Regions from separate parts of the Mus musculus genome. Here region 2 is linked to region 1. A link is a loop called in an ENCODE intact Hi-C map of the cell type or tissue named here. Cell type or tissue: left cerebral cortex. All regions are shown on one strand. Region 1 overlaps Ank3 (ankyrin 3, epithelial). Region 2 overlaps Ank3 (ankyrin 3, epithelial).

Region 1 (2,500 bases):
GTCTCTATTTCGACAATGGCAAAAGAAATAAATACATTTATCTGAAATTCAGGATCTGGCAGTTTCAACAGATTCAGCCATCTCTTCCTGCAGAAGCTTCCAGAAGCTCCATTTACCCCCATGGGCCATCTCTGTTCCATTGGATAAACTGCAAATACTGATTAGCCACATGCGGTGGGAATAACAGAGCGCAGGAGCCCATTGTTAACACTGTGCCCTCCACTCTACTTAGTGATAATACGAGGAGGCTGTAATTGCTTGGCTGCCTGTTGTTTTCTTTACTTGGCTAGGCAGAGTGTTTTCTATTCTACATCTCACATCCTCGGGTGGAGGAGAGACAGGGATTGTCCCTCTCGGGGACAATATTGGTCCATGGGCGGAGGCAACCCTACAATGGCTGGCATATTGTTTCCATCCATCAAGTATCAAGGTGAACAAAGAAGGGACTGGGGCAGACCTACAGTTTTACCTTTTCCTTGAGGAGGGAGAGGTGATTTGGGGGAAGGGAACCAAGAAGGGGGTGTGGCTCATTTAAGAAAATGCTTGCAAGCCTTTATGAAGCCCTCTGCTCAGTCCCCACACTGTATAAGCCAGGCTCGGGGTGGGGTGGGGTGGGGTGGGGTGGGGTGGGGCACAAGCCCTTCTACTCTCAGAACTGCAAAGGTACTGATCAGCAGATCAGAAGTTCAAAGTCACCCTTTGCTACCTATAAAGTCTAGGATACTTGAAATCGTATCATGAGAGAGACAGAGACAGAGATGTTGTGTTTATATAAAAAGAAAAGAAAGGCCAGGGATATGTTTGGTGCAGGTGCAGTAAGGTGTGAGGGAAGGGAGTGCCTCTGTGGCCCCATGCTGAGGCATCCCTTCCCCCTGAGGGACCAGCCACATGAAAGTATAGGATAGGATAGAGCTTATTTAGGACATGGGGAGGGGAGTTGAGACAGATAGGCAGGGAGAGAGAGAGAGAGAGAGAGAGAGAGAGAGAGAGAGAGAGAGAGAGAGAGAGAGAGAGAGAGAGAGAGAGAGAAGGCCGGCATGGGCACTTGAAGAGAACGGGGGGAGGAAATAGGAAGAAAAGAGACAGAGGAAGAAGAGGGCAAGAGGAGGGAGAAAGAGAAGAGAGGGAGAAGGCGGCAAGCAGCCCCTTTTACAGCGAGTCAGGCACACCGGGCTGTTGCCAGGTAACTGTGGGGCGGAGCCTAGAATGACAGCAATCTGGGCTAAATCCCGTGGTTCAGACAACAACTTGGGGAGTATCTGGAAACGTGAGCTCAATAAAGAATTGATGCCTTTTAAACCTTCCGCAAACTTCTGGTTAACATCTACTAGCCTATGAAGACCTGCTCAATAGCTTAATGAACCACATCTCTGGGGAGTAGTCCTGGAGCCCAGGCTGCTGAGCCCAGCTAGTTCTCAGCCGCCGCTTGAAGACCGACCTGCTGTGATAAGATTGGGTTTGGTTTTGAGTAGCTAAGCAGGCTTCGCAGCAGGAGGCTGCTTGAGATTTCCCCCACCATCCACCAGACTGCTTTGTATGGTTCCCACTGGAAGGCTAGGGAGGAGTCTCTCTGCTATTTTTTTTTTTTTTTTTTTTTTGTCACAAGGTACCACCTCAAACACAAGCCTTTTCCCATATACAAGACAGAAAGCTGTCATTAACTGATATGGTTGGCTCGTGGCTGTGATTTGTGTAATTGCAGGGTTTTTTTTGTTTTGTTTTGTTTTGTTTTTTACATATACTAATGGTTTTTATTTACATAAAAAAACACCAGTCTCTCAGGTAGCACTAGCAAGCTCTGAGGAATGGAAACATATATACCTGCGGAGGTTTAGGCTGGTGTGGATTTAACGCACTGCCCTCCATTACGGTAGATCACCTTTTTCCTTGAGTGCTAACATTTTTTGCACAGCACTGAATCAACTAAAACACACACACACAGACACACACAGACACACACACACACACACACACACACACACACCGAGCGTTCCAAAGGACTTTGTAGTTTTGCTGAGCTGGGAACGCATTTGGCCCAGTGTGCAATGATTGGCAAGGCCCCTCCCCTCTTCACCCGCCCCAGAGCTTCTGTCTGCTCTGCTGCACCCAGATTGTGTTATTATTCGTTTGTGTATGAGGAGGGAATTGTGTGGTTAAAGGACCCCCCTCCCAGTTTGAGGAAACCCTAAAATCTCTAGTTCTCTCACAAACGTCATCACTAGGGGGATTGTATTGAGGCTCTGATTCTCATACACGTCCACCTTTGACCACATGGCCTTACATGCAAAATAAATAAAATATTTGAGGAAGATGTAAAACGATTATCCTCTAGACATAAGCCAGCCCAGCTCATGACAATTTTATCCTGCACTAAAAACAATGGGGTCAAGAATTGATTTCCTCAGGAAGGCATTGACAGCTGCCCGGTGCTAAGGATCTCTCACCAGAGGTCCCATCTCCAGAGAAACCTACCCAGAGCCCTCCTCCCCATCCTTTGGTT
Region 2 (2,500 bases), 65 kb after region 1:
GAAGTGTGCAGCTAAGCCCCGGGGCCGGGACTTTCATGCCGGGTCTGCAGGGAGGAATTGCGGTGTTCTGTGTTGGGTGGTGTGTTAGGATGAAGCCATCCACTGTTGATGTCTGAGCTATGCTTTCAGCTCTCTCTGGCTCAGGCCTCAAACCCTCGACTCTGAATCAGAAGTGCTTGCCTTGGAGCTGTGGTCCATTTCAGAAAGACAAGCCCAAGGAGCTCTACAGAGATGGATAGCAGGTGTGTCTAAGAGACACGGGTAGATTTCCGAAGGAGTGGCATACTCAGGGAGGCAATTCAGGCTCTTGGAGTGAGGTCTCTCTGGTTAATTAAGGTTGGAATCCATAAAGTGGAAGCAATATAGTTGCTAGTCGAGAAAGACTGAGAAAGCTTTCTGGAAACAGCATGAAATACCGTCATGTATCATTAATTAGTGTGGGGGCGGGGGGAGGATCAATGCTTCAGGATGGGAGCTCTAGGATGTTGGCTAGAGCTGGAAGCAGGTGACGGTGATGAAGCAGAAGAGGCAGGCACAGAAAGCAGCTAAGGTTGTAAGATCTACAAGATCTCTTGTGACACATCCAGATGTTTGCCTGTCAGGTGGACGTTTCTAGTTAGTACAGGACCCAGAGAGATGTCCTCAACTCCTGTCAGATCTTCTTAGAGGATTTGGAAAGGATGGGAGTAGACAGGTGTGCTGTTTATTACAGATGTGGACATCTCTCTGATAGAGACAGCCCTGAAAATAAGTGCCCAGCTTTTGACTCCCGGACTTAGAGACTAAAAGCTTTTAAAAGTCATGGGAACAGACGCTGCTGTTGTTTAATATCATGCACCTGTCCTTTGAGAGTGGAATCTAACACTCCTATAAAAGTTAAAGATTTATTCTGAATTATGAGTATCTGCGTTTGTCTGTATGGGGAGATAGATGCATGATTGCAGTGCCCATAGAAGCCAGAAGAGGGCATCAGATCCCTGGGAACTGAAGTGGTTGGGAGCCCCCTGATGCAGATGCTGAGAACCAAACTGAGGTCCTTAACTAAAGCAGTTAACAGTATTCATTGCTACACGATCTCTCCAGCCCCATACTGACCTGCTCCAGATACAGTTAAATTCTTTGTGGTATGAGTTCTGGTGACAAATGTGTCGTCACCTACGTTGATGGGGTGTATCTCCTGGTTTTAGCTCATTCATTTTGTTTGGTCTTCTCTTTTCTGAGACAGGGCATGCAGGTAGCTCAAGTTAGCTTGGAACTTACTATGGAGACCAGGCTGGCCTCAAACTCACAATGAAGCCAAGGCTAGTTTAAACTTGCTTTTGTGCCTGCCCCTGCTTCCTATGTGCTGGTCCTCTCAGCACACACCATTACATCTATTATTTATATTTTATGTTGAATTAGGATAATCTCACATGTTTCCAGGATAGCAAGGTGGCACAGAAGTTAGAGGGTGCTTGCTGCCAAGCTTGACAACCCAAGTTCTATCCCCAGAATCCACATGGTGGAAGAAGAGAACCAACTTTCACAAGTTGCCTTCTGATCTACACACACACACACACACACACACACACACACACACAGAGAGAGAGAGAGAGAGAGAGAGAGAGAGAGAGAGAGAGAGAGAGAGAATCTCAAAAATCACACATATTTAATTATGTCACAGCCACTAAGCCCTTCACGTCCATCATATGATTGACAGGCCCAAGAGCATGCACCTGATCTTTTCTTCTACCTACAGGCCACACTCCAGTGACATGATTGTGAGTCTCATGGTGCTCTGCCTGAATTTATAACCCTTTTGACCATTTCCGGAAGCTATCTAACCACGGGCTGTGTTTTCAGGAGCTACCTGATTGCTGGCTACTTTTGTTTACATTTACATTTTCCGCTCTTGTTTTCTGTGTCTCCCTTTTTCTCACCTTTTCATCCAAAAGTGCTCCAGGCCGTTCACTAGGAAAAGCAGCTTCCTGCTTAGCCATACCAGACACATAGTAGGACCCTTCCAAGGAAGCAGGGGGTGAGTTGTAGCTTTTAAGAAGAAAACTTATGGAAACATCACTTGAGAATTATGGCACCCGCGAGCTTCTAGTCAGCTGTTCTCCGAGTCACTGTGATGGCACTCCAGACCCATCGGAGGCAGCCAGGTGTCAGTGGGAAAACACAGCACACTTCCGTTCCCAGCAACGTTCAGCCCTGTGCATTGCGGATGATACCTTGCCTGGTCATCTGTCTGTGTGGAGTACAGCAGCAGCAGCCCCGACATTTTTCTGTTTCTTGGATATGCCAGCTAATGTCCACAGTTCTCTCTTTAAATCCTAACAACCATGCTAAGCCACAGGATCTTGTGGGGGCCTGGGGAGAGGGCTGCGAGTTAAGAGCACCAGCTGTCCCTGCAGAGAACCCAGGTTTGTTTCCTAGCATCCACAGGGTGGTTCAAGTCACAGGGGATCCAGTGCCCTCTTGAGGCTTCTGTGAGAGCTGCATACACGTGGTACACAGA

What was found. A loop is a pair of places that touch in the nucleus more often than their neighbours do. Peaks named below come from ENCODE experiments on the same cell type or tissue, not always from the same donor. Only the 100,000 strongest peaks of a DNase experiment are listed, where the experiment ranks them.
Region 2: a loop joins it to region 1, with 2.3 times the contacts of the local background. A loop is called at or near these places in 3 of 42 quality-filtered maps.

Annotation. Positions count from the first base shown.
Region 1 is chr10:69,573,072-69,575,571 of GRCm38, forward strand. The region is part of intron 1 of Ank3 (ankyrin 3, epithelial); the gene reads left to right. Among named protein-coding and RNA genes, the nearest start is that of Gm33464, 11 kb to the left of the region's middle. In left cerebral cortex, no CTCF peak of the experiment used is centred here; DNase peaks (open chromatin) are centred at 1,262 and 1,396; H3K27ac peaks cover 968 bases.
Region 2 is chr10:69,638,368-69,640,867 of GRCm38, forward strand. All of the region lies in intron 1 of Ank3 (ankyrin 3, epithelial), which reads left to right. Among named protein-coding and RNA genes, the nearest start is that of Gm33464, 77 kb to the left of the region's middle. In left cerebral cortex, CTCF peaks have their summits at 950 (motif pointing right) and 2,473 (motif pointing left); a DNase peak (open chromatin) is centred at 33.